Regions from separate parts of the Homo sapiens genome. Here regions 2, 3, 4, 5, 6 and 7 are each linked to region 1. Evidence: read pairs that join two places in POLR2A ChIA-PET (ENCODE). Cell type or tissue: OCI-LY7. All regions are shown on one strand. Links, peaks and the distances in the headings refer to the core of each region. The heading gives the core; the rest is flanking DNA.

Region 1 (4,478 bases), core at 169-4,168:
CTGCTTTATGTTGCATTGGGTGTTGTGAGTGTGATTCCTGCTTTGGCATCTGGCCTTGGTTCCCACTGAGGATTCTCCATGAACCCCTTACTCCCTGAAGGCTGTTCTTCATCATCAGCCCACACCTCAGCCACTCATGGTGATCTAAGGTTAAGGAAACCGCCCAACTTCCTCCCTCTGGTGGACAGAAAAAGAAGAGAATCCGCAGCACACAGAAACTCATAGGCTATCAGAGCTGGAAGGGGCCCTTGAGATCCACGTAAGCCCCTTTTCATTTTTCATGACCCCTGGAAGGTTGGAGGACTTGCCCAAGGTCATACCGCTAGTGACAGAGCAGGACTAGACCCCTGACTCTACCACCAGCTCGGTCCTCCTCCTAGAGCTGCACGATAGTCAAAAGGGGTGGAAAGAAGGCTCACGTTGGAGCGGTGGAATGGGCACTTGACACGGACTTAAATGTAAGCTCTGCGCCAAGTCACTGGGACCTTAAAGAAGCCATTGTTCTCTCTAAGCCTTGGTTCCCTCCACCATGCAATGGAGAGAAGTCAGACTACACGGTTCTCTCTTTTCATGGTTCAACGCTGAATAATCTCTGTGTGGGTTTCAATGATGCCCCAGAGCTCTTAAGCATATGTAGTGAAAGCTAATACCCACTGTCATTCTCACATTGCACGTCACCAGGAGTTCAGTTTAATACATGAGCACAAGGACGTGCAGCTCCACTCCCATCTCTCAGAGTCTCGGTTTCCCACCTCGCCCATGCAGAAGGCTCCGGTAACCCACATAGCAGTTGGCCTTTTGGCTTATAGCCTTCTGTGGAAAAGACTTGAACATTTTCTTCTATCTTATGGAAAGCGAGGATCAGGTTATCGCTTTGGCAAGCAGAGGGAACAACCGGGACAGGAGGGTGTGGCCACATGGAGTGCTGGTCTGACACCGAGGAGCTTTGCCTGGCCAGGTTCAAAAAAGCCTCCACCATGAATGAAAATGGCTCTGCAGGGAAAAGGCATGCTCTCTGCTCCTGGGTTGTACCAAAGCGGCTCTCAGCCCTGAGCTGCTTATCTCTCCCTCCCACTCTGTGAGGGAGGCCATATCAGTAAGGAGGAAGCAAGGCAGGGAGAATTGACTCATTTCGGATCCTCCTCTGAACTGGGGACAGAAGTCAAATTAGGCTTTGTCAACTCAGGCTTTGTCGACTCAGGCCCGAGGTCCGATAATTTTAAGATTGGGTATCTATTAAGATAAAAAAGAAAACTTATGGCTAAAGATAACCCTGGCATAAACATAGGTAATTAATTATAATCTGCTTTTTTCCCATACTCACTGATTAATTTGATTGTCTGTTTCCTGGGGCTTAGAGCTAATTACAGGAGTCTTTTGTACCTAAACATTGCAGTGTTCCTCTCCCCATTACCACGGAAGGCACTGAACACAGGAGTTCCTGGGCAGTTCATGAGCTGGTTATGGAAGAGGGTCAATTAATTAGGACGGAAGGAATCCATCCCGATTTAGGCATAAGCATTAACACGTGTTGGCCTAACAGGAATCAAGGCTGACTGTATTCAGGGGCAGCATTTGAGTGTGGCAATAAGAATGAACTATGAGGAAAATTCTCAAGAGCTTTTGGCCTTGACAACCATGGAGAGTTACCTAGAGCTGAATTGAGTCCTCTTTGTAGTCCAGAAATGTGAAACTGACTACATCTCGATAATTAGAGCCAGTAACTGGATTCTTACCCTTGCACATTTGTAAGCTGAAGCTTAATACTGCCTCTTTCTTTAAGCCTCAGCTTCCTGGTCTTTAAAATTTGCCTTCAAGGCCTGCCCTGAGGATTAAATAAAATATTGCTACATGAGCAAATGTGCCTAGTACAGTGCAAGATACACAGTCCTTCTTACACTGCCTTTTTTTCCTGCCTCATCCCCTCTACACCCCATTTATTTCCAGTGTCTGGTTCCTAAATGTCAGGGAAGGGGCCATTTCTGCCTCTTTCACATTACTGATGGTTCTAGCTTCTATCAAAGGCTGTGGTGCCCCAGTGTGGAGGGCTGTGGTAGGCCCTAGGGGCAGCCACTGTGGAGGAAGTCAAAGGAGGAAGTTAGACCTCAGGCAAGGAGGGCTAAGCTGTGAACAGGAACAACCCATCTCCCCTGCCATGACCATACTGCAGAGCCAAAGGCAAGCTGAGTGGTCATCTCTTAGGCTGCTCCCTATGAAGGGGGTCCTCAAGCCTCTCAGCAAATTAACACTGGACCAAAGAGGTTGCACTCGATCCAGTGGAAATTAAGAAGCACAGTCTAAGCAAAAAAGACAGAGACTCAGCATGGTAATGTGCCAAGAGCACAATTTGGGGAGTTAGGAGACCTGGCTTCCTGTCCCCATCAAATCACTTGCCTCCGCGGGTCTTAGTTCCTCATCTGTAACGTGAGAGGATTGAAGTAAGTGATCTTAGTCTCCAAGGCCTGAAATTCTGTGAGCATCGTATCCTAAATATCGTATCTTAATATATATACTATTATTCGATCTAAAATCAGAACCTAAGTATCTTTGCCTACACGCACATGCACTTACTGTCACACCAAGGGATGTCCCGATGCAGTACTGGGCATGTTACTGTAGATATTATGGACTCAACATTTGTGTTCCCCCCAAATTCATATGCTGAAATCCTTACCTCCAAGGTGATGATATCAGGAGGTTGAGTCCTCATGAACGGGATAGTCCCCTTGTGAAAGAAACCCCAGAGAGCTCTCTCCCCTTCTTTTCACTGTGTGAGGCTATAAGAAGTTGGCAGTCTGCATCCTGGAAGGGGCCCCTCCCCAGAGCTCAGTCATGCTGGCACCCTGAGCTTGGTCCGATAGCCTCCAGAACAGTGAGAAATACATTTCTATTGTCCATGAGCCACCCCAGTCTATGGCACTTTGTCGTAGAAGCACAAATGAATGAAGACAGCATATACCTGATACATCTAGATATTTCATGCTGTGTTGTGTTAAACAAATGGGCTGTATATTCTCAATCCATAGTATACAATTAATAATCACCTTTCAGTCCCTGTTTTCCTCCCTCCTAAGGCATTGAGGGAGGAGGGCTCAGGAGGGGTAAGAGTTCTGAGTGCTCAGAAGCCCAATGGGAAGACAAGACCTTCTTTTCCCTTTTTTTTTTTTTTTTTTTTTTTGAGACAGAGTCTCACTCTGTCGCCAGGCTGAAGTGCAGTGGTGCAATCTCGGCTCACTGCAACCTTCGCCTCCCAGGTTCAAGCCATTCTCCTGCCTCAACCTCCTGAGTAGCTGGGATTACAGGCGCCTGCCACCACACCCAGCTAATTTTTGTATTTTTAGTAGAGATGGGGTTCCACCATGTTGATGGTCTCTATCTCTTGACCTCATGATCCACCCGCCTCGGCCTCCCAAAGTGCTGGGATTACAGGCGTGAGCCACCGCACCAGGCCGACAAGACCTTCTTTAAACACTCAACCACTCCTTTTGAGTCGAAGCTTCCTGGGGGCCCTTCGTCTGGCAAGGGCTTAGGTGTCTTTACCAAGTGCCAAATTGCCAGATTCCCTGAGCGCTGGGAACTGAGGCCCAGAAGGAAGGCGAAGATGTGGCCGGGGGTGGGGCCGGTCTGGGGGGTATCGTAGTTGGGCCAGCAGACACACGGCTGGCTAGAGAGTTTTGGACCCCTCTCACTTCCTGGCGTGTTTGGTCAAGTCCCATTTATAATATGTAAAGTACTCCCATAAAGGGGGATGCAGTAAATAATTTCAGGAAATTGAGCGTAACCTTTCTTAGCAGCTTAGCAGTGGTGGAACGGGCAGAGTAGAATTTCCTGAGATTTCAGCTGCAGAGTAAGCCTCCAGAGCATCTGCCAGGAACTGTTTTACCAAAAGATTCCCTCCAGGAGCTTCCCAGACAGGCCTAGCCTGCTTAGAGTCGGGACAGCTGGAAAGGGCAGTCAGTGGTGGGGGCGGAGGGGGCACCCAGTGGCCGTAGAACACCGACCCTGTGCCAAACTCAGAGCTAAGCATGTCACATAACCCTAACAGCTGGTGTGAATCTCCTTTCGTTTACATATGTGGGGACTGAGATTAGATGGGTTAGGTCTGTGCGATTATAAGTAGATGCACCTGCCACTCCACGCCACTCTACTCCCTCCCTTAAGTTGCCAAGCTTTAACTCTCAGCCTAGAAGGACTTAAATCAAGTTTTAACTGATGGCAGGAGCGAAATGCAATGAATTCAGATCAGCAATTTCCACTGGTTATGGGATTGGGATCTTCCATCTCTTGCATTAAATGCCTAGGTTACCCTTTAGTGCTGAGCTTGGTCATACCAGGTCATTTCAGCCAATGCTCACTCTTCCTTTCCTATTTCACTCTTCCTGAAAAGCTAGGTGTTTTCACTTTTTATGACTCAGCACTCTAACTTTAGTGGCTTAAAACACACATTTTCCCAGTTTCTGTAGGTCAGGAGCCCAGGC
Region 2 (4,478 bases), core at 358-4,357, 82 kb before region 1:
GGAAACCATTGGCCCACGTACAGATGCTCGACCTCCTCAGCGAGAGTTTTCTCTGGTTCTGAGTGAGCACAGCAGAGCTTCCTGGTTAGCCTCCTCAGAAGGACCCAAGCATTCTGTGTTGGAGTCAGGAGCATACCTAAAGTCCCTGGGGGACCAGGCTGGGCCAGCCTGCAGTAGGGACATGGCCTCTAGGGGTGTCCTTTATGGATCAGCTTCTGGATAGCGGCTTTCATGGGCATGATTCTCAGGTTGGTTAGGGATGGATTATCCATACCCCAGGGCTGAGGGGATGTGCAGTGATGAACTGATGGAATTGAGCAATGGCCTTAGGAAAGATGAGCCCTCAGCATTCGCTGGTTGGGCAAGCGTTCACTGGCCAGCCACTGTCTGGCCTCTGGGCACGTGACAGTGAGTTGTGCTCAGCATTTTGGGAAGGGATTACTGCTGAGAGAGGCCTCAGCAAAGGAGATGGGAAGCAAGTCCAGTGTAACCAAGCCAGGGCAGAACAGCCACCTTAGGAGGAAGAAAAGGAACTGTTGAGCTGGGGATGCAGGCCCTTGAGACTCAGGAGGATTTGAATTTGTAAGTTAGGAGGCTGAAGTTTTCAGCAGTAAAAGGAATAGCCTTAGCCAACCTTTAACTCCTTACCATAGAAAGTTCCAGGGCTGGGCGCGGTGGCTCACGCCTGTAATCCTAGCACTTTGGGAGGCTGAGGCGGGCAGATCACAAGGTCAGGAGATCGAGACCATCCTGGCTAACACGGTGAAACCCCGTCTCTACTAAAAATACAAAAATAAAAATAAAAATTAGCTAGGCATGGTGGCGGGCGCCTGTAGTCCCAGCTACTCGGGAGGCTGAGGCAGGAGAATGGCGTGAACCCGGGAGGCAGAGCTTGCAGTGAGCCGAGATGGCTCCACTGCACTCCAGCCTGGGCGACAGAGTGAGACTCCGTCACTTAAAAAAGTTCCAGAAGGCCTGGCGCTCTTTCTATTGTCACTGCAATTTCTGATGATGGAGAGAATGCATATTTTTTTGCTAAAGAGTCCAATCCTATCTCCTTGTTTGGTCCTCTTTGCTCTGGAATTGCTCTTTCTGCAGAGGGGATTTTCTACTTTAAAAGAAAAAGAAGATCATGATGAAGAAGGAAGTACTCTCAAATTTCTTCAGCCTTTCTCAGCTTACTGCTGGACTCCTGCCAGAATATTAGAGTATCTTTTTAGAGCTGCATATCTAGGGTTCAGGATGCCTCTTTTTCTTCCACTAATTTCCTGTTAATAGGGCTGTGTTGTTGTTTTTCCCACACACATTTATTAAGTGTGTGCTCTGCTAGTATCAAAAGAAACAGATATGGCTAGAGAATGAGCTGCCACCTTGGTGCTCCCAGTCTAGTAGGGAAAACAAAAATAAAAATTAAATTATATCAAAATAAAAAAAGAAAACCAAATAAGTATACAGCAGTCTGCTAAGTGCCCACAAACACAGAGATGTAAACGGTGCTATGGAATCATGAAAGAGCTAGTGAAAATAACTCGAGTTGGGGCCCCTCGTTCCTCTGAAGAGCTGGATTTTGTCAAGTGAATTCATATTAGATTCTCAAAGCTGTTGGAGGTAAATACCATTCAGTCATCTCTTATGTGCCAATCATAAGCCATGGCACCTTACAAACATTGTCTGTCTTTTTTTTTTTTTTTTTTTGAGACGGAGTCTAGCTCTGTTGCTGAGGCTGGAGTGCAGCGGCGCGATCTCAGTTCACTGCAAGCTCCGCCTCCCCGGTTCACGCCATTCTCCTGCCTCAGCCTCCCCAGTACCTGGGACTACAGGCGCCCGCCACCACACCCGGCTAATTTTTTTGCATTTTTAGTAGAGACAGGGTTTCACCATGTTAGCCAGGACGGTCTTGATCTCCTGACCTCGTGATCTGCCCTCCTCGGCATCCCAAAGTACTGGGATTATAGGCATGAGCCACCGCGCCCAGCCCAAACATTGTCTTCTTACTCAGCACAGCAAAGCTCTGCAGTTAGTTTTTTTTTTTTTTTTTTTTTTGAGGCGGAGTCTCGCTCTGAGGCCCAGGCTGGAGTGCAGTGGCACAATCGCAGCTCACTGCAACCTCCGCCTTTTGGGTTCAAGCGATTCTCCTGTCTCAGCCTCCTGAGGAGCTGGGATTACAGGCGTGCACCATCATACCCGGCTAATTTTCGTATTTTTTGTAGAGACAGGGTTTCACCATGTTGGCCAGGCTGGTCTCGAACTCCTCACCTCTGGTGATCCACCCACCTTCGTCTCCCAAAGTACTGGGATTACAGGCATAAGCCACCGTGCCTGGCCTGCAGTTAGTATTAATAAACCCATTTTACAGATGAGGAAACTGAGTTTATTAAACATGCACCATGATTAAGTGGCAGAGCTGGGTCCCTAACCCAAGTTTTCCTGGCTCCAAAAACCTTTTATTAGACCCGTGTTTATGGTGCCTCGGTTTCTGCTTTGCTGGTTTATTTTTGTTCCTGGATCACAGCTTTAAACTTGCACACAGAGCTCTAGCACCCTGACTGGCAAATAAGCATTACTGGCAATGCAGCCAGCTGCTGTTTCCTGTGTTTAGAGACCACATTGCAGGAAAGTGTTTTAAGAGTTGTTTTGAGTGTTGGTTCTGTTCCTCCGTGTGAAAGTGTGGATGCTGTTCTGAGAAAGAGAAAGGTGACGCGGATGCTCAGCGTTCTGTGGCAGTTCCCATTTGGTGGGGATTTGGAGAGGAATTGATATGTCACTGGATGAGATCAGAGTCTTTGTTCTGTTTGGTCTGAGACCATGTGGCATCATGAAATCAATGGACTGTGAGGTCAAAGTTCTAGAACTAGCTCAGCCGCTGTTCTGTCCTGTGACTTTGGGTAAGACAGTTTATGTCTGCTTTGCCCATCTGTGCAATTTAGTTCTTCAAAGCTGCAAGGAGCACCTCTGATGAGCCAAGCACTGGGGTCCATGGCCCCCAGAGATAAACAGGATGTAATCCTGGCCCCAGTGAATTCCTGAGAGTAGGAAGGAGATAGACGCATACACAGTAGATAATCACAAAACAAGGAGGCACCTGCTGAAGGCAGAGCCCATTTTCCTCCAGTTTGCAGCGGACCATCTTGGAACTGCAGGGTATTTGGAACTTCTTTACAATTAAATAGAGAGAGAGTGAGAGCTTACATTTGTTCTGAACCTACTATGTGTAATTTTACTCTTTTCCCAATCCTGAGGAAAGTAGTAAGCAGTACTTCCATTTTACAAATGAGAAAAGCAAGACAGATACATTAAAGGATTTATCCCACTCAGAAGTGACTGTGCCAATGCACTGAAGTTTATCTGGCTTTAGACCCCTCAGCTCTCCCACCTCACCCTAACAGCCCTTGTAAGATTTCATTAAAAAAATTTTTGGCTGGGTGTGGTGGCTCAGGCCTGTAATCCCAACACTTTGAGAGGCTGAGGCAAGAGGATCGCTTTGAGCCCAGGAGTTCGAGACCAGCCTGGGCAACAAGGAGAAACCCCGTCTTTACTAAAAAAATACAACAACTGGCTGGGCAGGATGACTCACAGCTGTAATCCCAGCACTTTGGGAGGCCGAGGCAGGTGGTTTACCTGACGTCAGGAGTTCAAGACCAGCCTGGCCAACATGGTAAAACGTGTCTGTACTAAAAATACAAAAATTAGCTGGACGTGGTGGCAGGTGCCTGTAATCCCAGTTACTCAAGAGGCTAAGGCAGGAGAATCGCTTGAAAACCTGGGAGGCAGAGGTTGCAGTGAGCCGAGATTGCGCCAGTGCACTCCAACCTGGGCAACAAGAGCAAAACTCCATCTCAAAAAAATAATATATACAAAAACTAGTTGGGCATGGTGGCACAGGCCCGTAGTCTCAGTTACACTGGCTGAGGTGGGAGGATTGCTTGAGCCCAGGAGATGGAGGTTGCAGTGAGCCAAGAATGTGCCACTGTACTCCAGCCTGAGTGACAGAGCCAGACCCTGTCTAAAAAAAAATTCTAAATAGCGACATTCCAGCATCCCTGCATTATTGAACTGTTGTCTCCCTGTCTTCCCCTCAGGCTCCCTTCTGTATTTCCTGGCATCACTGTCACCTTCTGGCCCTTCCTGCTCACCTTTGCCTCCCGCCCCCAGGCTCTTCTGTGTGACTCAGCCACCTTTATGAAAGCCGCCTTTATCACTCAAGCCCTTGCATTTTCAACACCTCTGGGTCTTGCTTATGTTTGTTGATGAATCCATGGATAACTTCATCCTGGGTACATTTTTCTCTTAGATGAAATGTTATACAGTCGGCCCTCCATGTCCATAGGTTTTGAATTTGTTGTTTCAACCAATTGCAAATCAAAAATATTGGGGGGAAAAATTGCATGTGTACTGAACATGAACAGAATTTTTTCCTGCCATTATTTCCTGAACAATACAGTATAACAACTATTTACATAGCTTCTATGTTGTAATCG
Region 3 (4,478 bases), core at 187-4,186, 95 kb before region 1:
ACTACTAGCACTGCCCCTCTTTACCAAAGAGGTAACAAGAGCAGGCCTGGAGAGAGGGAGGTTGGGTTTGCTGCTCTTTTTCTTAAATTCTCTGCCTGGAAGGGAGTGAAGGTCCTGGAGGTCACCTGATCTAGTTGGACTCCTTGCCCAGGCTTGCTTCCCTCCTCTACTTCAACCCAGAAAGGCTGATGTGGTCGGCCTTCCCCCCAGTAACTTAGACCAGTATGAAGAGGGGCCCTCGGAGGCTTCAGAGAACAGGCATTTAACTTCATTTTTGAGAGTTGAGAAGAAAGAGCAAGGGCATCGGGCTTAGCTCATCAGAAGCTTCTCTCTTGAGCTTTATGCCTGGAGGGCTGAGCATAATGAAAATCCAAAGCCCCAAAGAGCAGTGATGGTCTCCTGGGTCTAGAAGACTTGGATGTGATGCTTTAAGAAGGGGTAAGATGGTTGTCTCAAACCTGGCCCTTTTGACAGACTGACATTAGCCAGGGCTGACAGCTCTAGGCCCTTTTGACAGAGTGACAGCAGCCAGGGCTGACAGCTCTAGTTTCCCCTATGGGTGTAACTGGGTCTGGTGGTGTGCGGCACCAAGAAGGGGCACTCAGGCCAGGCTCTTGGTGGGCTGGCAGAGAGGGTTGAGGCCAGCAAGGCTGGATCCCACCCAGCCCGTGCTGGGCTGCACTGTGCTGTGGTCTTGCAAAAGTCACTTAGTCCCCTCAGGGCCATGCTGTTGCCCTCTGAGGGGAACGCAATTAATGACTGCATGCTTGTTAAGTGCTTGACAGAGCTAAGAGGACCAGAGGGCTGCAGGGCTGGCTCAAGCAGGGTGACCTCAGGGTGTGCTCTCTCTAGCTCATTACTCCCTGGAGCTGGGCTAGGTTTTTTCCATTCCACTATATGAACTTCAGTCCAACTTAGACACTGCTATAGGAGAATTTGCCTCATGGAGGACTGAGAAGTGGCGATTTCACGGTGTGTGTGTGCGTGTGCGCTCGTGTGCAAGTCCAAGTTAAGGAGGTGTTCGGGAGGCATCAGGAAGGAAACCTTTCAAAGGTCAAAATGGCCAATCGCTTCCTTTTTTCTATGCCCACTAGCACTTCCCTGTTTTAAGGGTTCTAAAAATAAGGGTCCAGCTTCCTTGAGGCTAGTGAGGTTGGTTGGAAGGAAAAGAAAGAATGTATTGGGGGCAAAGACCTGAGGAAGAGGAGACCTCACAGGCCAGGAGAGGGTCTGAGCCTAACACCGGAGAAGATGGGACAGGACTCAGATCAGAGCCATCACTTTGCACAGCCAGATCCGATGTCAGAGCACTGTCATCCCCCTGCTGACCTCTGGTTTCTGGGGAGACAGGCTCTCATCTCTTCTGTAGCTTGGGGCTGATGCTGGGCCTTGGAGCAAGTCACTGAATAATTGAATTGGAGGAATCCTTGCTGATACAACCCTGATGAGTTTTTTTATTATTTTTATTTTTTGAGGCTGCTGGTGGCTAGAACTTTGTCTACAACAAATGGCTTTTTAATGTTTCCAGTGATTAAGAGATAATAGTCTTGGGAAGGACACTGTGGCAGGGATCAAAGGTCCTAAGGTCTGGTCTAGCTTCTGAATGATATCTGCACCTTTTAGGTCTTCTATTTAACCTCTTTTCCTTAATATCTTCACCAGCTTCTGTGCGTGGCAAGACCTGTCATGTGTCACGGGCCTTTCCAAAGACAAAATGAGATAACAGACAGAAAAGAACTTGGGAAAGTTAAAGATAGGATCAGGATGCAAGATGTGATTGGGGCATTATTGTGTTGGATTGCAAGAAGGGAGAGGAGGTGAGATGGTGGTTGAGGTGTCTGGCGAGGATTTACGTGTATTATTGGATTGTCCTTTTTTTTCTACTGAGAATATTTGAACAATGCCAAATTAAAGAGCAAGGCAGTGGCAGAAGGAAAGAGCTGGAATGAGCGCTTTTGACTTGGCTTTGGACAGTAAGCTGTGTTAGCTATGCCTCACTGCCCAAAGATAAAAGCAGCTCCAAGTTGGCTGCATGAGGAGTTGAGAAGCGGCATGTGGAGCCCATGAATTAAAGTATCTGGTTTCCCTGGCTTTTTCCAGCTTACCTGTTGGTTGACATTGGATCCTCTGAGAACACTTGGCCAACCCAACATCTCTGAAATGTAGCTGACTCTGGCGTGGGGGCTGCAGCTGCTTTCCCAGCCTTGGATAGACAGAAAGAGGAAAAACTGGAACCCACCTGGAGCTGAAGGGCTCTTATAGGTGGGCAGGGCAAGGAAGTCTCTAATCTACCTGCTGTGACTGTGCACCCACATAACACGCCCTTCTATCTGTGTTATTATACACTGTAAAAATTGCTCTTATGTGTATTAGATACCCCACAGCAGTCTTGTGAGGTAAAGCACACAACATATGCTTTGTTTTAAGATGAGACTGGAGGCTTAGAGGAGTTCAGGACGTGTCTAGAGTCACACAGTTGGTATGCAGGGACTGCATTGCCATAAGAGCCTCAGGCTAAACTGCAAGTCTCCTGAACTTTCCAGGCTACACGAGGTCCTGGTTCCAAAAAAAAAAAAAACAAAAAAAAAAATACCTTGATATGCTTTTTTTCTTTTTTTTTTTTTTTTTGAGACAGAGTTTCGTTCTTGTTGCCCAAGCTGGAGTGCAATGGCGTGATCTCAGCTCACTGCAACCTCTGCCTCCTAGGTGTCAAGTGATTCTCCTGCCTTAGCCTCCCAAGTAGCTAGGACTACAGGTATGTGCCATCATGCCCAGCTAATTTTGTATTTTTAGTAGGGACAGAGTTTTATCATGTTGGTCAGGCTGGTCTCGAACTCCTGACCTCAAGTGATCATCCCGCCTTGGCCTCCCAAAGTGCTGGGATTACAGGTGGGAGCCACCCTGCCCGGCCAGCCGATGTGCTTTTTTTAAAAAAACTTTTTTGAGTTATAACTCATGTACAATCAGCTAACCCTATTTAAAGATTGATACATTTTGACAACTGTACCTGTGTGATTACCTGCTACAAGACACAGTACGTTCACTGCCCCTAAAAGTTTCGTTTGTACCCCTTTGTGGTTAGTCCTCTCTCAACCCCCAACCCTGAGCAGCCACCAGTCGCTTTTTCTTTTCTTTTCTTTTTTTTTTTTTTGAGACAGTTTCACTCTTGTTGCCCAGGCAGGAGTGCAATGCTGCGATCTCAGCTCACTGCATGCAACCTCCGCCTCCCAGGTTCAAGTGATTCTCCTGCCTCAGCCTCCCAAGTAGCTGGGATTACAGGCATGCACCATCACGCCTGGCTAATTTTGTATTTTTAGTTGAGACAGGGTTTCTCCATGTTGGTCAGGCTGGTCTCGAACTCCTGACCTCAGGTGATCCGCCCGCCTCGGCCTCCCAAAGTGCTGGGATTACAGGCATGAGACACCACGCCCAGCCCAGTTGCTTTCTTTCACTGTACATTAGTTTGCATTTCCTAGATTTGCATGTAGGTCATACAGTGCATACCCTTGTACTTGGCTTCTTTCCTTCAGCATATTTTTTAGACTCATCCTGCATGTATCAATAGTTTATCTCTTTTAATTGCTGAGTAGACCTTCAGGTATTTGGATGTGCTAGTAGGGTAATTATAACCCCTTGCACACAGCTTCTATGAAAATTCCCTCTTACGCGCTAATGTCTTTTTTTTTTTTTTTTTTTTTTGAGATGGAGTCTCGCTCTGTTTCCCAGGCTGGAGTGCAGTGGCACAATCCCGGCTCACTGCAACCTCCGCCTCCCGTGTTCAAGCAATTCTCCTGCCTCAGCCTCCTGAGTTACTGGGACTACAGGCACATGCCGCCATGCCCAGCTAATTTTTTGTATTTTAATAGAGACATGATTTCACCATGTTGCCCAGGCTAGTCTCGAATTCCTGAGCTCAGGCAATCCGCCTGCTTTGGTCTCCCAAAGTGCTGGGATTACAGGCATAAGCCACCGCGCCTGGCCTTACGCCAGAATTTCTAATAATACCTTAAGTTTTTAGACCATGTTCGAGCTTACAAAGCAGAGTCACATACATAATCACTATTAAGTCTCAGACATTGATAATTTAATGAGGAAACTGAGGTTTGGAAGATTAAGTACTACAGAGATTGAAGAGTATCCTGCCTCACTGTTCTATCCTGTGGCTTTGATCACCACCTGCTCCCCACCCTCAGCTGCCTCAAAGTCCAGCTCCCTTTCAGGGAGTGGACAGTCATTCGCAGAGCTAAAGGCGTTGCTTTTCAGAGAGGCAGCCAACCTAGGGAATCCTGTGTCTCCCGCCAGCTTTGCTCCAGCTGATGATGATGTGGTGGTACTATCACTGCCTCCCCAATCCCAGCCGGCATAAGCCTGTGTAAGGGTATCTCCTTTCTTGGCCATCCAGAAGCTGAAGAGACCCCATCATTATCTGCCCCATCCATCCTGCCCTGATAGACAGAAGTCTGAACTTGTGGCAGCCT
Region 4 (4,478 bases), core at 309-4,308, 130 kb before region 1:
AAGAACCCCAGGTCTTCCAGAAAGGGATCTGCTTTAGTTAGTATCTCCCAACACTCCCATCAGTGGTGAGAGAGTTTCCCACATATATGGCAACGGGGTTTCAAGGGCAGCAACTGAAAACATGGGTCTCTTACGCTGCTCCCCACAGGAGGAAGCCAGCAGGTACCTGTGAGAGTTCATGAGAGCTGGACAAAGCACAGAGAAGGCTTTCCCTCTATACGCATCTCGCCGAATAGGAAAATAAAGACGATCTGGGTTTTAAGGGTCATTTTAAGAGGCAGCTCAGGGAGATGGAGAGACTGCTGGTTTGGCAGTTGACAGAGCTCCTGAGAGGGGACATGGCAGTACCATGCTAAAGTAAGAAGTGTCCTTTCTTCACTTTGCTACTCTTTAAGACCAAGGGTTCCAATACCCTTATGCTCCAAACATTTTCAGAGTTGTTTTTGTGTTTGTTTTTGTTTTTGTTTGAGAGGGAGTCTTGCTCTGAGCTCTGTCACCCAGGCTGGAGTGCAGTGGTGCCATCTTGGCTCACTAAAACCTCTGCCTCCTGGATTCAAGCAATTCTCCTGCCTCAGCCTCACAAGTAGCTGCTATTACAGGTGACCGCCACCACGCCCGGCTAATTTTGTGTGTGTGTTTTAGTAGAGACGGGGTTTCACCATGTTGGTCAGGCTGGTCTCGAACTCCTGACCTCAAATGATCCGCCCGCCTCAGCCTCCCAAAGTGCTGGGATTACAGGCGTGAGCCACCGCACCCGGCCATTTTCAGAGTTTCTGATAAAACTGCTCTTTCTGTGTTGCTTCACCTGCAGGTCCTGTCCACTCCTCTGGTCCCCTCCTAGGATATGGAATCCATGGGGTAGGGAGAGGACAGTTAGAATGGTGGCCCACTTCTCCATCTGTCTGCCTGCCACCCTGCTCCCTCAGGAGAAGTTCTTTCTCAGGAGGTTCCTCAGCCTCTCATGCAAACACGTCCCTGCGGGTCAAGCCCCCAGTCCTCTAGGCATGAACCCACGTGTCACAATCCTAGGCCAAGGGCAGGTGACTATAACTCAACTGTGTATCTTCTCTACATTTCCTCCACAAAGCAATATCTGAGCCTCTTCCAAAGGTGCCCCCTTTTGCCTAAGAATCCTGTCTTCTCATGGTAAGAGCCACATGCATTAATGCATAAAGTGTGCTTTCTTGAGTGTAAAGGAAGCTGCTGTAGTACTGTGGGAATCTTATTATACAGCAAAGACGGAGGGTACTAACTCCAGAAAATATACGTGTTTTTTGTTCTTTCCCTTTGTTTTGTTTTATGAAACAGAGTTTCACTCTTGTTGCCCAGGCTGGAGTACAATGACGTGATCCCGGCTCACTGCAACCTCTGCCTCCCGGGTTCAAGCGATTCTCCTGCCTCAACCTCCCAAGTAGCTGGGATGACAGGCATGCACCACCACACCTGGCTAATTTTTTAGTTTTAGTAGAGACAGGGTTTGACCATGTTGGTCAGGCTGGTCTCAAACTCCCAACCTCAGGTGATCCACCTGCCTCGGCCTCCCAAAGTGATGGGATTACAGGCATGAGCCACCACACCCGGCTTTCTTTCACTTTGTTTTGTTCCAAACTTTGGCCATCATCCACCACATGAAAATGTGAAAAAATTCACGTGGAATTCTGCTGAGTGTCCTTAGTGGAAGGCAAGACGTCCGAGAACCCAATCCCCCATCTAATAGGAAGAAAAGACTTGCAGTGGGAGGAGGACCCTTCCAAACCAGCCACTCATGGGTGGCCTCTGGGGTCCCCTGAGAACCACTTGATTCTTTCTGAAGTCAACTGGGAGTGAATTTCCAGGCTAAGCCAATACATCGCACAATTTTAAAATGAGAAGAGGCCTTAGATATTGTATCATCTAGAAGTTTCTGTACATTGACCATGGCTTGGATTAGCTGTCTAAATTTCACCCTCTGTATGGAGGTAGGTGGGGGAAACATTAATATGCAAATTCCTGGGTCTTGCCTGTAAGGATTCCAGTTCCATAGATCTTAGGAGATACCCAGAAATCCTTCCTTTAAAAAAGTTCCATGGGGGCTGGGGGGATTTTTAGGGTAGTGAAATTATTCTGTATACTATTACAATGGTGGATGCATGTCATCACACATTTGGCAAAACCTATGGAATGGGCTGGGCACAGTGGCTTACCCCTGTAATCCCAGCACTTTGGGAGGCCAAAGTGGGTGGATCACTTGAGGTCAGGAGTTCGAGACCAGCCTGGCCAACATGGTGAAACCCTGTCTCTACAAAAAAATACAAAAAATTAGCCGGGAATGGTGGTGCGTGCCTGCAGTCTCAGCTACTTGGGAGGCTGAGGCAGGAGAATAGCTTGAACCTGGGAGGTAGAGTTTGCAGTGAGCCGAGATTGTGCCACTGCACTCCAGCCTGGGTGACAGAGAGAGACTCTGTCAAAAAAAAAAAAAAAAAGGAATGTACACCACCAAGAGTGAACCCTAATGTAAACTATGAGCTTTGGTTGATAATGATGTGTCAATCCATGTTAGTTCACCTATTGTAATGATGTTGATGGTGGGGGAGGCTGTGTGGGTGGGTGGGGGATCTGTGGGAACTCTCTGTACTTTCTGTTCAACGTTGCTGTGAATTTAAAACTGTTCTAAAAAAATACTCTATTAGAAAAATAAAAGCTCTATGGGTTTACGAAGCCATCAAAAAAAGAAAAGTAGAATTCTGCCTCCTCAAGTAGAGAGATGGGGCCGGGCGCAATGGCTCATACCTGTAATCCTAGCACTTTGGGAGGCTGAGGTGGGCGGATTGCCTGAGGTCAGGAGTTCAAGACCAGCCTGGGCAACACGGTGAAACCCCGTCTCTATTAAAAATATAAAAATTAGCCAGGTGTGGTGGCAGGCGCCTGTAATCCCAGCTACTTGGAAGGCTGAGGCAGGAGAATCACCTGAACCCAGGAGGCGGAGGTTGCAGTGAACCGAGATGGTGCCACTGCACTCCATCCTGGGTGACAGAATGAGACCCTGTCTCAAAAAAAAAAAAAAAGTAGAGAGATAGACAGTCTTTTAACCAGAGTCCCCTGTGTCACTTTAATGAGCCTTGACCCCAGAAGTGCTCACTCCCATGTGCTGGAGAGTGTTGAGCTGTGAGAGTGTTGCTCCAGCGCCCAGCGCGCTGGAGCAGCACACATCCGTCTCCATGAAAGTCCTATTTCTGAGCCTCAGACACCTCCCACCTCAAGCATAACATGCTCGGGGTAGTCTCTTCCTGACTCTGAGGAACTTCCTTTGAGACTCTATGGCCTGAAGGTTGGTACTCTTCATACAGTTTGGCTCAAGGTTAACAGCTGGACCTTAAGCTCCAGCCAGCTAGGCATGCTCCTTCTCCTGCCCATATCAGCAGCCACATCAGAGTCCAGCACGAGCCAGGGCTCCAGCTCCCAGCTGGAGAGAGTAGTTTTCTGCCTCTTTACAGATTGCCACCTTCCAGCACTAAGTATTCCAGAAACTCCACCTCACATTACAGGGTGCAAAGGTGCCAGGCTTTGGAAAGGCTACAGATGGTTTAGACATCTGCTTTCACACGCAAAAGTGACCTGCCCCTCTGTTTTCCATACTGCATTTGTTCTTATTTTGCTGCAAGAAGCTAGAGTCTTCTCTTACTTTTTCCAAAGTCCCAAACACTTCACTAAGGGAATCTCTAGTAAGAACCTATTTGAGGAGAACCTGTTCCACTGCCCCATTTCTGTGACTTTCTGGAACAGAGGGGAAAGAGGAATTGGCAACATCCCCTCATAGTCCCGTACCTCCACCAAGGTGAGACTCTGAAGCCAATTGACTTATTAAGGTTCATTCCCTGAGAAGTAAGAATAGAGAACCATTCAAAGCTAGTGTCAGTTTTGTTTGTTTGTTTGTTTGTTTTGAGATGGAGTCTCACTCTGTCACCCAGGCTGGAGTGCAGTGTCATGATCTCAGCTCACTGCAACCTCCACCTCCCAGGTTCAAACAATCCTCTTGCCTCAGCCTCCCAAGTAGCTGGGATTACAGGCATGCACCACTGCAGCCAGCTAATTTTTGTATTTTTAGTAGAGACGGGGTTTCACCATGTTGGCCAGGCTGGACTCGAACTCATGACCTCAGGTGATCCACCTGCCTTGGCCTCCCAAAGTGCTGGGATTCCAGGCACGCGCCACCAGGCCCAGCCTAGTGTCATCCTTTTGTGATGTTGCCAGGCCCTTCCACCGAAACAGAAAATAAAAGTCCCAAAGGCTTTTTAGTATTATAACAAGGACACCTGTTTAAAAACAGTCACAGGCCGGGCACGGTGGCTCCCGCCTGTAATCCCAGCACTTTGGGAGACTGAGGCGGGCAGATCACAAGGTCAGGAGATCGAGACTATCCTGGCCAACATGGTGAAACCCCGTCTCTACTAAAATACAAAAAATTAGCCAGGTGTGATGGCACATTAGCCAGGTGTGAT
Region 5 (4,478 bases), core at 150-4,149, 88 kb before region 1:
CTTTTGTTTTTTGTTTTGTTTTTCGTTTTGAGACGGAGTCTCGCCCTGTCACCCAGGCTGGAGTGCAATGGCACGATCTCGGCTCACTGCAACCTCTGCCTCCCGGGTTCAAACAATTCTCCTGCCTCAGCCTCCTGAGTAGCTGGGATTACAGGCGCGCGCCTCCATGCTCAGCTGATTTTTGTATTTTTAGTAGAGACGGGGTTTCACCATGTTTGCCAGGCTGGTCTCGATCTCCTGACCTTGTGATCCACCCGCCTCGGCCTCCCAAAGTGCTGGGATTACAGGCATGAGCCACCGCGCCCAGCTGCAGTTTCATTTTGAATCAACTTTTCCTTGAATTGCCTGATTGCTCATTTTTTTCCCCTCTTTTTTCCTAATCAGATTTTACCCATCCTGGAGAACTAGTTCCACTGTAATGCATCTGGCTCCTCTTCCCTTCTTTTCACTTTCTCTTCCCCTCCTCTCTCACTCTCCTCATCTCTTCTGCCACAAGTCTTATTAAGCTTCACACCCTGTGAAGCAAGCCAGACTAAGGGGATTACCCCAAATCACCTATGAAGATGCACAGTGATCTGCCCAGGGTCCTCAGCCACTTTCTCCATGACAAATCCCCTGATAATGGCATTCTTTTTTTTTTTTTTTTTTTTTTTTGAGAAAGAGTCTCACTATGTCACCCAGGCTGGAGTGCAATGTTGTGATCTCAGCTCACTGCAACCTTTGCCTCCTGGGTTCAAGCGATTCTCCTGCCTCAGCTTCCTAAGTAGCTGGGATTACAGGCACGCACCACCACCACACCTGGCTAATTTTTGTATTTGTAGTAGAGACGGGGTTTTGCCATGTTGGCCAGGCTGGTCTCAAACTCCTGACCTCAGGTGATCACCCGCCTCAGCCTCCCAAAGTGTTGGGATTACAGATGTGAGCCGCCGCGCCCAGTCCATTCTTTCTCTCTCTCTGTATATGTATGTATATACTGTACAGACACTTCACACATTTATGTGCAACTATAATATCCTATTATAACAGGAGTTGAGAGTATAAAGATAATTAGCTATAATCTCCACCCTCAGGAAACTGGCAATCTAGGGTGGAAGATACACGATTATGATAAAGCGTGGTAAATGCGAGGCAAGAGACAGAAGATGGAAGACACATCAGTGTGGGAGGGTGAGGGTCATAAACCAGACAGGGAGCACACGATTACATCTGAAGCACCAATAAGACAGGAGCAATACTCTTCAGTTTGAGAGGAGAGGAAAAATTCTGGGAAGGCCAGTAGACAGTTCAAATAATTTAATATTATGCCTCAGGTGTAAGATCCTGCTTGGAAGAAACCTCCAGAGGTAGACGCTCAGAAATCTGTAGCTGGAATTGCTAGTAGGGCTCATCTAGTCTAGTACCCTTTTTCTTTACACTTAAGTAAAATGAGACCAGAAAATGAAGTGATATTTTCAAGATCCCACACGGCTAGTCTGTGATAGAAACCAGAGCTTAGGCCTGCTGATCTCAGTTGAGACCATGGTTTCTTTTTTCCATATCAGGCTACTTCTCTGAGTCCAGGCACCTAGAGACAGCTTTCTTTTGTTCTTTCTTTTTGAGATAGAATTTCATTCTTGTTGCCAGGCTGGAGTGCAATGATGCAGTCTCAGCTCACTGCAACCTCTGCCTCCCAGGTTCAAGCGATTCTCCTGCCTCAGCCTCCCAAGTAGCTGGGATTACAGGCGCCTGCCACCATACCAGGCTATTTTTTTTGTATTTTTAGTAGAGTTGGGGTTTCACTATGTTGGCCAGGCTGGTCTTGAACTCCTGACCTCAGGTGATCCTCCCACCTCGGCCTCCCAAAGTGCTGGGATTACAGGTTTGAGCCACCATGCGTGGCCGAGTCAGCTTTCTAACAAGGTTTTGGCTCTGTTTTCTGGAAGAATGGGAGGATCTGTTCTCTGAATTAGCCTTTTCATATGGTTTTCTCTGTCTTTTCCTTTTGCTCCTCTCTTGCTTCTGGCCTTTTGTTTGCATCTCAGCCTGTAGAAGACAAAGCTAACCTGTCCGTAGGCCATGGGAGTGGGCATCTCTCTAGGTGGGTGAGATGCTTGGGTGAGAAAGTGCCACTTGTACCAGTGATAGGATATTGAAGGGATAGACAGTAGTCTCAGTCACCCATCCATGAGGGTAAGAACAAGCGATATTCTGCTATAGCAGAAAGAAAATTGGCTTTAGAGACAAAAGACTTGGCTCAAGTCCTGGATCTGTCACTTTCTGAGGATGTGGTTTTGAACGTTATTTCTATAGGTGGCTGCATCGAAATGAGGCAGTGGATATAAAAGTAATAAAAACCACAAAAAGTCATGCACATGCAAAGTGATACTATTATTTGTTACCAACAATTGGGTCCTGGTACTTTGAGGCTCTCAAAGTACTGTGAACTGTTGGTTTTGTGTGGTATTTAGTGGGCTATTCTAGTCTTCTTCCTTGCCAAGCACCACTGTTTCAGAGAGGCTAATTCCGTCAGCGTGAGGAACAGAAGGAGTCACTCGAGAAGCCATCTCCACCAAAGTAAACACATCCTTCTGGAAGCTTAAATTTTCACTTTATCCCTTGGGAACTAGGGACATGAGTCATAATGAGTTAGCAGGTGGCTTTTGTGAAATACAAGAGGCTTTGTGAAATGCAGCAAATATAGCCAAAAGCATGTGTAGTAGCTTCCTATGGCTGCTCTCACAAATTACTACAAATTCAGTGGCTTACAACAACACACATGCATTCCCATTTATTCAGTTAGGAAGTCAAAAGTCTGAAATGCATATCATAGGCTAACGTCAACGCGTCAATAGAACCGTGTTCTTCCTGGAAAGAATGTGTTTCCTTGACTTTTTCCAGAGTCCGCCTCCATCCCTTGGCTAGTGGCCCCTTCCTCCTCCATCTTCAAGTACGTCACTCCAAGCCCTCCTCATCATCATCACCTCCTGTCTCTGTCTGTGACTCTCCTGCCTCACTCCTTTCCTTGTAAGGGCCCTAATGATTATATCTTCCCAGCTCAAGCTCCTCAGCTGAATCACATCTGTAAAGTCTCTTTTGCCATGTAAGGTCACATATTCACAGGGTCTGCAGATTAGGACATGGACAGCTTTGGTGACTATTATTCTGTCAGCCACAGCATGTGTGTATGTAAGCGCTTGGTCTGCCTTTCCCCTGAGTTCATGACATTTCTGTTACTAACTTGTCACCCTTACCATTTCCAACCCAAGCACCAGGTAGTCATAGCTAACCTTCACTGGGTACCTACAGTGTGCCAGACAATATTTTAAACACCTAACATATGTATTATTTTGTTTTATTCTTCATAACAACCCTATGAGATAGGAACTATTATTATACCCATTTTACAGATAAGAAAACTGAAGCACAGAGATTTGAACTTGCCCAACATCACACAGCTAGAAAGTGGTAGAAACCAGGATGCAAATCCCAGGCAATCAACTGCACACTCAAGAGTTCTTAGCCAGCATCCATGGTATTGGCATGTAGCTAGTGTTCATGAAGGTTTGATGAACAGCAGAAGGAAGGAAACTTGAGATCTAAATAAATGATATGAAGTCTCTAGATTACATGGAACTGGGGTCAAGAGGGCAACCCGACTTGCCCATTGGTTTGTTCTTTGACTTGGCCCCAGCTAAATGCAGTGGGGTTGGCTGTCTAGTGATGTGGTCTGGAGTTGGAATGGTTATCACACTTTCTGGAATAGTGTGTGTGTGTATGTGTTTCTGAGTGTGAATGTGTGTGTGTGTGTGTGTGTATATACACTGCCCATCTCAGCTCCCAACTGTGAGAAAATGGGGACAGGATTGTACTTACGGGTCACAGAGCACCAAGTCTCTGCCAACCACCTATCCCAGCCTCCACCTGCTGCTGCCAGATGAACCTCTGTGGTAGAAATAGGAAGCATGTTCCTATTCTTGTGGCCTCAAGAAAGGGCTCCTGGGGCAGAATGCAGAGTGGTGTGTCTGGTACTTGAGTGTATGATCAAACTGATGTACATTCAAATTCCTACTCCACTTAGGTTACCAAATTCCTCTAAGCTCAGTTTTGTCTTCTGTTAAATGAAGGTAATAGTCTGTGCCTCAAGGAATTGTTACAATGATTAGATGAGATAATACACATAAGAATGGTGAGTGCAGAGCCTGACCTTAAGTGCACGATAAATGGTAGGCATGGTGGTTGGGCTTACAGTGTTGAGTACAGAAGGGGACTCTGGGTATGTTAATAAACTATTCTAAGTCTTCTGGTAAGAGTGTGTTTCTGTTTCCTCCCCAGCCTCCTCAAGACCTAGATGGAGCCTAGGGAATAATTTATTATTTATTTATTCATTTATTTATTTATCGAGACTGAGCTCTGTTGCCCAGGCTGGAGTGCAATGGTGCGACTGTGGCTCTCTGCAATCTCCGCCTCCTAGGTTCAAGCGATTCTCCTTCCCCAGCCTC
Region 6 (4,478 bases), core at 366-4,365, 58 kb before region 1:
CCCAGGCTGGAGTGTAGTGGTGCGATCGCTGCTCACTGTAGCTTCCGTCTCCCAGGTTTAAGCGAATCTCCTGCCTCAGCCACCTGAGTAGCTGGGATTATAGGTGCCCACCACCATGCCTGGATAATTTTTGTATTTTTAGTAGAGACGGGGTTTCACCATGTTGGCCAGACTGGTCTTGAACTCCTGACCTCAGGTGGTTTGCCCACCTTGGCCTCCCAAAGCGCTGGGATTACAGGCATGAGCTACTGCGCCCGGCCCCAAATAGTTTTTAATTTCTCGGTAATAAGCCGGCAGGATTTTAACCTTAATGAGGATTTCTTCAGGGCCCTACGTTTCTTTTTCTTTTTTCTTTTTGTTTTTGAGATGAAGACTCGTTCTGTCACCCAGGCTGGAGTGCAACCTCTGCCTCCCGGGTTCAAGCGATTCTCCTGCCTCAGCCTCCTGAGTAGCTTGGATTATAGGCACCTGCCACCATGCCCAGCTAATTTTTGCATTTTTAGTCGAGACAGGGTTTCACCATGTTGGCTAGGCTGGTCTCAAATGCCTGACCTCTGGTGATCCACCTGGTACTCCTAAAGTGCCAGGATTACAGGAGTGAGCCACTGCACCCAACCAATACTACATTTCTAAATCTGTATTTTCAAAGACTTTAGCTAAAGACTAGAATGTGTAAGTTGCACGTGTGTCCGAGCTATGCCCACCCTTTCCTGGGCCGTGTTTAGTACCGCAGCCACATCAGAGCAGAATTGCAGGTGGCTAATGGCCCCTGCCTTCCCATCTGTACAGAATACACGGAGAGCACCCCAGTTCTAGGGCAGGCCGGAGTCTGTTGACAGACATTTCTCCTTATCTTGTTTTCACATCAGCTGCAGCACGATTTCTGTTCAGAGCAAGCGTGGGTGGGGGTTCCTCCCGCCCTGCCCTGTGCTAGCTGTTAAAATAGGAGGGTGGTTTACCGTATTGTTTTTCAAGTAAAGATCAGGCCACCAGGAGTTGGTGACTCCAGTGGGTCACTGGCGGTGTTTGTTCATAGCAAAGAAAAGTCAGCCCAGCTCTTTTGGGGATACATCAGTAATCTACATAGCAGCCATTTGATTTTGAAGATTAGGGTTTGGGGGGGAAGTTTGAAGTTTTGTTTGACTGCTAAGAGGAATTAGATAGCTCTCAAAACATTTTTCAAACTCAAGTAATTGGACTCTCCAAACAACGGGAATGGTGGCATAACAGACCACTAACATTTCAATTGCGCTTTCCAATCGACAAAGTACTTTTACATATGTGATTATTCCCTTTATTACAGAAGAGAAAACTGAAGCTCAGAAATCCCAGCTATTCAGGGGGCTGAGGCATGATAATCGCTTGAACTGGGAGGTGGAGGTTGCAGTGAGCCGAGATCGCAACATTGCACTCCAGCATGGGCTACAAGAGCAAAACTACGTCTCAAATAAATAAATAAATAAAATCCCAGTATATGGTCTGCACACACTACACATTTATACCCACAACTTCAGATTAAAGTGAACATTAATGACCGTACTGAAGCAAATAGAGTTCCAGAGATTTCTAGTGACTGAGGGCGCTAGAATTCGAACCCAGATCCACTGCCTCCCACTTCTGGATCCTTTTTCCTCCACCATCCTCCCTCACACTTGTTTCCATCTTCTTGTCCAATGTGAATTGTTTATTTGCTGCTTCAGCATACAGCACCTCAGTACCTTGATAGTCAGGACTTAGGTTGGGCAGGATAGCCACATTAAATAAGCAAGGATTGAGTCATTGCGTTGCACCATAGATACATGGGTTTACAGCAACTTAGAATAAAGAAAAGAGGAAGCAGCTGCTGTGCTGGGAGCTTCATAGACCTGACACTGTCCAAGGGGGAGTATATTTATATACCTCCTCATTTAATTCTCAAACAGCCTCCGGAAACACATTCTCTCATTTTCATCTGACAGTTAAGAGCACTGGGGCGTGGCGATGTAAGGAAACTTGCCGAAAGTTGCATAACGAGTCAGTGATGGAGCCTGCATTTGAACCTAGATTTGTCTCATTCCAAAGCCAGCCCTGTCCAACCCGCACATTCTCTCAGTGAGGAAACCAGGGTGGTGGAATGACTGCTCTGGCAAATTAAGGGCAGAGCTGGGCTCAGCCACGTAGTCTCAGTGTTCTTGCCAGTATACCTGGCAGATCTCTTCTCTTAGAGTTGGAATTCTCCTCTGTCGTATTAGATGAAAAGTTGTCAACATTGCAGATGACCTCCTCTCCCCCTACCCATACCCCCATAGTCACGCCAAATTTTTGTTGCAATTCACACCAGGCATGGATTTCTATCTTCTGTTGCTCCCCACCTTCCAAAATCTTCCATGCCCCTCATCTAGGCTCTGGCAAAAGTTGTTCCCAAGTAACACTATGTGACCATTTGAATTTTACATTTTCTCCCCACCTTGCAACAAGGCAGGAGAGAATGGCTTTGGAACTATAGAAAATTAGGATGGTATAAGGCTAAAGAAGAGCAAGAAGATGGATGCATTATGTAATGAAAACTGCACTCACAGTATGGGAGAGCCTGGGGCATATGTTTGGTAAGGCAGGTGCCAGCTGTGAGGATACTAGAAACCAGGTGTGGGAGCATCCTGGGTGCCGTGTGTGGAGGCTCACTGAGTTGCTACAATGGTCAGAACCTAAAGCTAGTTCCCTAACTCCCAATGATCCCACAGCCCCCACATTCCATCCACCCGACACCCAGCACTCCCCATGCCTCTGGAAATCTATTTGCTTCAGTACGGTCATTAATGTTCACTTTAATCTGAAGTTGTGGTTATAAATGTGTAGTGTGTGCAGACCATATACTGGGATTTTATTTATTTATTTATTTGAGATGGAGTTTTGCTCTTGTAGCCCATGCTGGAGTGCAATGTTGCGATCTCGGCTCGCTGCAACATCCACCTCCCAGTTCAAGCGATTATCGTGCCTCAGCCCCCTGAATAGCTGGGGCTGCAGGTGCCCAGCACCACACCCAGCTAATTTTCGTATTTTTAGTAGAGACGGGGTTTCTCCATGTTGGCCAGGCTGGTCTCGAACTCCTGACCTCAGGTGATCCACCTGCCTTGGCCTCCCGAAGTGCTGGGATTCCAGGCGTGAGCCACTGCGCCCGGATTGGGATTATTTTTAAATCTTTTCGCCCCTGATGGAGGAGGGGCATGGGAGGGAACTGGTATCTATTAGGTGCCTGCTGTACCTAGGTTATTTTATTTAATCCTCATGGCAACACTCAGTGTCTTACAGATGGAAAAATGTGATCTTCATCTTAGAGAACTCACAACTCAGAGGAGTGTGGCACGTGGAGTCACCGAATTGAGTTTGAATCTTAGGAAGCTGCTATGTGTTCTTGGCATTTCCTGCAACCTCTATGCTATCTCTTCTTCTGTGAAATGCCTGTGGATAATATTATCCACCTTCCAAAATTATTGTGAGAAACACATCAGATGACTGATTTTTCTTTTTAAATCTTTCTTTCTTTCTTTCTCTTTCTTTCTTTCTCTTTCTTTCTTTCTTTCTTTCTTTCTTTCTTTCTTTCTTTCTTTTCTTTCTTTCCTTTCTTTTTTTTTTGAAACAAGGTCTCCCTCTGCCACCAGGCTGTAGTGCAGTGGTGCAATCTCTGGTTACTGCAACCTCCGCCTCCAGGGCTCAAGCGATCCTCCCACCTCAGCCTCCTGAGTAGCTAGGACTAGAGGCAAATGCCATGACAGCCAGATAATTTTTGTATTTTTTTGTAGAGACATGGTTTCGCCATGTTGCTCTGGCTGGTCTTGAACTCCTGAGCTCAAGTAATCTACCTGCCTCGGCCTCCCAAAGTGCTGGGATTACAGGCATGAGTCACCATGCCCAGCCCAGATGACTGATATTTCAATGTCTTGTAATCTATTAAGGTTTACGTAAATATTATTGTTTAGCTTTGGAAATCGATCAAGGAATTGACAATGGTACCCAGAGCCCAGCAGTGGAACTAGAGGTCGTGTTGTTGGTGGTGCTTTATTCACTTGGCCGTATTCAGTGGGTAGGTTTGCAGCATGAGGTATCATGTGTGGGTACTAGCGGAGACCCGACATGCTGCACATCTGAGAGGCCAAGAGAAACTGAGGTAACCATCATTCCCCCGGGAGCAGCACCGCTGTTGGAGTGAGGAAGAGGTCAGTCTCTTATGATTAGGTAGAGATCCAATTCCTCAACACTTTGAACTAGCACAAAGTCCCCAGTGCTGAATGAGATGGGCTGACATCATAAGCTTTGTCTCCTCCTTTGTTTAGGCTCTGACCAGAGTTACACATGGTGAGTCCATTTTTAAAATTCATTTCCCAAGTTTGGGATTTTGTTAAGCTTTATGGTTTAGTGGATACAGTTAACAATTCTTTTCCAAACACCATTACATCTTAAGTTTTTTTCACATTTTTCAATGTAAATGTTCATATGTTCAT
Region 7 (4,478 bases), core at 346-4,345, 120 kb before region 1:
TTGGCTCAGCCTCCCAAGTAGCTGGGAACATAGGCACATGTCACCATGTCTGGTTCAAGAGCTATCTTGAATCTACAAAGAGCTTGAATATGTGCTGGGCTGTCGTGTAGAAAGCAGGTTTAAAAGAGTTTTCAATTCCTCCAATGCATAGGTTTTAGATCTAAAGGGACAAAAACTGTAACCCCATACAAAGATTTCTGGGCCAGGCACAGTGGCTCGTGCCTGTAATCCCAGCACTTTGGGAGGCCAAGGCAGGAGGATCACTTGAGGCCAGGAGTTTGAGACCAGCCTGGGCAACATACTGAAACCCTGTCTCTAGTCACAAAAAAAAAAAAAAAAATAAGATTTCTGTCTGAAATAGCTGCCTTGATAAGTGTTGCATTCCCCAGAACTACAGTTGCTCTGGCAAATGGGGAATGACCTTTGGCAGGGTTGTTGTCAGCAAGTTCAGTCCTGGGCTGGATGCTTGCAAATTAAAATTCTAGTCGGCTTTGTTCTATTACTTACTGTGAATATTATCAAAGATGTACTGATCCTCTCGAGAGCATCATGGTGGGTTAAAAAGAGGAAAAAGGGGGTACAAAGAAGTAGAGAACCAAATTTCTTTCTTTGAAATATTTCCAGTATCCTCAGGCAAACAAGATACACAATTCAACTTAATACAATAAATATTTACCAAAGCTGACTTTGTGGTCAAGCCTAGGCTTGTTGGTAAAAATTCAAAGAGGAATTGAGACAGCCCCAAGAATCCTGGAAAGGTATATATTAGAACAAGTAGTATAAACAACAAGATGGTGTATGCTAAGGGTTCAATGAATTTTTGCACTGCACGTCCCATATGAATTCAGAGGAAGGAGAAATCCTTTATGTTGAGCAGAAGCATGATTACGTATAATCAGTAGTGCCTTAGCAAATACTTTGTACACACAACTTGCCCTACTAATTGCAATAAAATGTGTTTATATCTTGACCTGAGGACTTGCTACAAGCAGGGTCGTAGGACAGAAGCAGCAAGCAGGCACTTGCCAGACTTCAACCGCAAGAAGAAAAGCCAAGACCTTCAAAGCCTTCCGGAGCGGGGACAGTAAAGGAAGGAAGACAGGGAAACAGGATATAAGCAAAGGGGTCCTCTACTGGGCATAATGATGGGTTAAAATGATACTTTGACTAATTTGTCATTTTTTAAAATTTTGCTTTGTCATTATGTAGGAAGCTTAACAATTACTCAATCCTTTGATAAGTTCACAGCACATCCAATTTGCCTGGATTACATCTTTACTCACTTTTCAAGAATTTCTGGGCCAGACGCAGTGGCTCACGCCTGTAATCCCAGCACTTTGGGATGCCGAGGCGAGCAGATCACCTGAGGTCAGGAATTTGAGACCAGCCTGGCCAACATGGCAAAACCTCGTCTCTACTAAAAATACAAAAATTAGTCAGGCATGGTGTCAGGTGCCTGTAGTCCCAGCTACTCGAGAGGCTGAGGCAGGAGAATCGCTTGAACATGGGAGGTAGAGGTTGCAATGAGCTGAGATCTTGTCACTACACTCCAGCCTGGGCGATGGAGCAAGACTCCATCTCTAAAATAAAATAAAATAAATAAAAATAAAAAAGAATTCTGTCTTCCTTAGAAAAAGAAGTGAATAGGAAAGGAAGTACATTTTTTAAGACTCTACATCGGACACTTTATATACATTATCCTATTTTCTCTTGAAAATGAGTATTATTATCACCTCTACTTAATCAATGCAGAAACTAATACACAAAAGTGTAATTAACTTGCCCCAGGTAATATCGCTGAGAAATAACAGTTCGAACTCAGATCCATCTGGCTACAAAGCACGTGGTTTTAAACGACCCTACACTGATTTCCCATTGTCTTCTGTATGTACACCTAGCTATTGATGGTGATGATGATGGTGATGAGGAGAATATTGATTGCAATATGCTGATTAACTCAATTACAGAATCAGGTTCTCATGGTTCTAGAACAGAAGCAAGACAATGTTAACAACCAACACAAGAGGGACCTGTAACACCAGACTATAGGGAAATAGAGAGTTTCTAAAGCCAGCCGGCCCATGCCTGAATCCCAGGAGAGAAGCAGTCCTCGCAACACTGTTGCTGCTTCCAATACAGAGAGTTCAATATTGCATTTTAATCCGTAACTGATCCTCTGATTAATTTTAAAAATTTATTTTTATTTTTATTTTTTTTAGAGACAGGGACTTGCTGTATCACCCAGGCTGGAATACAGGGACGTGATCACAGCTCACTGCAACCTCAACATCCTGGACTCGTGCAATCCTCCCACCTCAGCCTCCTGAGTAGCTGGGACTACAGGTGTGTCACCAAGCCTGGCTAATTTTTTAAGTTGTCTGTAGAATCGGGGTCTTGCTATATTCCCCAAGCTAACCTGGAACTACTAGCCTCAAGTGATTCTCCCACCTCAGCCACCCAAAGTGCTGGGATTACAGGCGCGAGACACCACATCCAGCCATTTCATTAAATTTAAATGAGTCTGTTAATAAGACATTAAGAGGCTGGGCGAGGTGGCCCTTGCCTGTAATCCCAGCACTTTGGGAGGCTGAGGGGGGCAGATCACTTGAGGCCAGCGGTTCGAGACCAGCCTGGCCAACATGGAGAAACCCCATCTCTACTAAAAATTAAATAATTAGCCTGGCATGGTGGTGGGCACCTGTAATCCCAGCTACTCAGGAGGCTGAGGCAGGAGAATCGTTTGAACCTGGGAGGTGGAGGTTGCAGTGAGCCGAGATCGTGCCACTGAACTCCAGCCTGGGTGACAGAGTGAGACTTTGTCTCAAAAAAAAAAAAAAAGACTTTAAGATGGAATTTTGCATGGATTTCAACAAAACTACATGTGGCTTCATCATATGTGACTTTGTTTATTTTTATTTTATTTCATTTAGATTTATTTATTATCTAGATTAAATACAGAAACAATTTTTATGAAAAAACATTTTTAAGTAAACAATCCAAGGCATCTATTTTGAATGGAAACAAGGAATTTTCAAATTTAATCCCAATAACAAATCCAGCATTCTCATTAAAGAAAAGATAGTCAAATAAGGTCACTATGCTCCTGGCTGAACTGTGTGTTTTCAGGAGTGGGAGCGAGTGAGAGAGGGAGAGGATCAAATATAAAAAATCCAGAAAAGAGAGGGGAAATAGAATGAGAAACAGATGGTCTCAGATTTCCAAACCGGAACATTTTTTTTCTTTTTGGGGGTTGGTTAGTTACCATTTGTAATCTGAACCAAAAAGAGGAGGCAGTTACAATTGCCTTTTAGTGACAACTCACACAGCTGGTGGTGGCTGGAAGTCAGGCCAGCAACTTCCTGGATGCAGGGTAAGGCGAGCTCCAGGCCCTTTGCCCCACCCCACACGCGGTGCCGGCTACTGTTCCTACCGCTCCTGGTGCCTTCCAGTTTAGGGCTTGGTTCAGGCTGACTGAGAGTATCTCTGGTCCCACGGAGCCAGCCTTGGTTTGGGCCCTGTGTGTGGTTTGTTGTTGTTGTTGTTGTTGTTGTTGTATTGTTTTTTGTTTTTTGAGACAGAGTCTCCCTCTGTTGCCCAGGCTGGAGTGCAGCGGCGCGATCTCAGCTCACTGCAACCTCCACCTCCCAGGTTCAAGCGATTCTCCTGCCTCAGCCTCCCTAGTAGCTGGGATTACAGGCACGCACCACCACACCCGGCTAATTTTTGTATTTTTAGTAGAGACAGGGTTTCACCATGTTGGCCAGGCTGGTCTCGAACTCCCAACCTCAAGTGATCCACTCACCTTGGCTTCCCAAAGTGCTGGGATTACAGGTGTGAGCCACCGTGCCCAGCCCTGTGTGTGGTTTTTATACTCAGCCCTATCTATAGTGTGCTGAGCACAGAGGCCCCCGGTCCAGGGTGGAGTAGGGTATATGGTGTGTCTTTGGTTCGAAAGAGAAGCGTTTACATCTGTCAAGTCCCACTTCCATATTTCCAGTTTGCTGCCATGACACTTTCTTCAACATATCCGAAATAAATTTAGCAAACTCCTCTCTTCCTGTCCTAAATAAGCTTCTCTTCTTGAATAACCAGTTTCTGAGAATGGCATTACCATTTTCTTAGTCCTGTAGACTCAAACATTTCTCCTTAATGTCCCATATCTAAGTTGTCTCAATCTTCTAGAAAGGGTGGATTTACTTCCAAAATATCTCTTTTACCTAATTTTTCATTTTTAACTGTACTGCCAACATCCTATTCAAACAATTTCTCAACATCAAAAGTCAGTCCTTCTATATCCCCAAAAACGTGCTGATGTTTTCCTTCAGAAATGGATACCATTTTAAAGTGAAAAAAAAAAGCCTGGGTGAAGTGGCTCACACACATAATCCCAACACTTTGGGAGGTTGAGGGCACAGGATCCCTTGAGACCAGCCTGGGCAAAATAGAGAGATCCCACCTCTGTTAAATAGATAAATAAA

Evidence for each region. Peaks named below come from ENCODE experiments on the same cell type or tissue, not always from the same donor. Only the 100,000 strongest peaks of a DNase experiment are listed, where the experiment ranks them.
Region 2: POLR2A ChIA-PET joins it to region 1 with 18 read pairs; 12 of 35 experiments call an interaction of 5 or more read pairs at or near these places.
Region 3: POLR2A ChIA-PET joins it to region 1 with 33 read pairs; 18 of 35 experiments call an interaction of 5 or more read pairs at or near these places.
Region 4: POLR2A ChIA-PET joins it to region 1 with 15 read pairs; 11 of 35 experiments call an interaction of 5 or more read pairs at or near these places.
Region 5: POLR2A ChIA-PET joins it to region 1 with 31 read pairs; 18 of 35 experiments call an interaction of 5 or more read pairs at or near these places.
Region 6: POLR2A ChIA-PET joins it to region 1 with 58 read pairs; 12 of 35 experiments call an interaction of 5 or more read pairs at or near these places.
Region 7: POLR2A ChIA-PET joins it to region 1 with 29 read pairs; 11 of 35 experiments call an interaction of 5 or more read pairs at or near these places.

Annotation. Positions count from the first base shown.
Region 1 is chr11:122,754,555-122,759,032 of GRCh38, forward strand. The region is part of intron 1 of UBASH3B (ubiquitin associated and SH3 domain containing B); the gene reads left to right. Among named protein-coding and RNA genes, the nearest start is that of CRTAM, 82 kb to the right of the region's middle. RefSeq lists a silencer at 715-868. In OCI-LY7, for the core only: CTCF peaks have their summits at 196 (motif pointing left), 404, 2,031 and 2,231; a DNase peak (open chromatin) is centred at 2,067; H3K4me3 peaks cover 892 bases; H3K27ac peaks cover 2,677 bases.
Region 2 is chr11:122,672,704-122,677,181 of GRCh38, forward strand. All of the region lies in intron 1 of UBASH3B (ubiquitin associated and SH3 domain containing B), which reads left to right. Among named protein-coding and RNA genes, the nearest start is that of UBASH3B, 19 kb to the left of the region's middle. In OCI-LY7, for the core only: no CTCF peak of the experiment used is centred there; a DNase peak (open chromatin) is centred at 2,568; H3K4me3 peaks cover 649 bases; H3K27ac peaks cover 2,071 bases.
Region 3 is chr11:122,659,296-122,663,773 of GRCh38, forward strand. The region is part of intron 1 of UBASH3B (ubiquitin associated and SH3 domain containing B); the gene reads left to right. Among named protein-coding and RNA genes, the nearest start is that of UBASH3B, 5.8 kb to the left of the region's middle. In OCI-LY7, for the core only: no CTCF peak of the experiment used is centred there; no DNase peak of the experiment used is centred there.
Region 4 is chr11:122,623,010-122,627,487 of GRCh38, forward strand. No RefSeq gene overlaps it. Among named protein-coding and RNA genes, the nearest start is that of UBASH3B, 30 kb to the right of the region's middle. In OCI-LY7, for the core only: no CTCF peak of the experiment used is centred there; no DNase peak of the experiment used is centred there.
Region 5 is chr11:122,666,408-122,670,885 of GRCh38, forward strand. The region is part of intron 1 of UBASH3B (ubiquitin associated and SH3 domain containing B); the gene reads left to right. Among named protein-coding and RNA genes, the nearest start is that of UBASH3B, 13 kb to the left of the region's middle. In OCI-LY7, for the core only: no CTCF peak of the experiment used is centred there; DNase peaks (open chromatin) are centred at 533 and 2,354; H3K4me3 peaks cover 2,940 bases; H3K27ac peaks cover 4,000 bases.
Region 6 is chr11:122,695,990-122,700,467 of GRCh38, forward strand. The region is part of intron 1 of UBASH3B (ubiquitin associated and SH3 domain containing B); the gene reads left to right. Among named protein-coding and RNA genes, the nearest start is that of UBASH3B, 43 kb to the left of the region's middle. In OCI-LY7, for the core only: no CTCF peak of the experiment used is centred there; DNase peaks (open chromatin) are centred at 802, 1,912 and 2,602; H3K4me3 peaks cover 2,999 bases; H3K27ac peaks cover 4,000 bases.
Region 7 is chr11:122,631,379-122,635,856 of GRCh38, forward strand. No RefSeq gene overlaps it. Among named protein-coding and RNA genes, the nearest start is that of UBASH3B, 22 kb to the right of the region's middle. In OCI-LY7, for the core only: a CTCF peak has its summit at 2,011; DNase peaks (open chromatin) are centred at 2,043 and 3,353.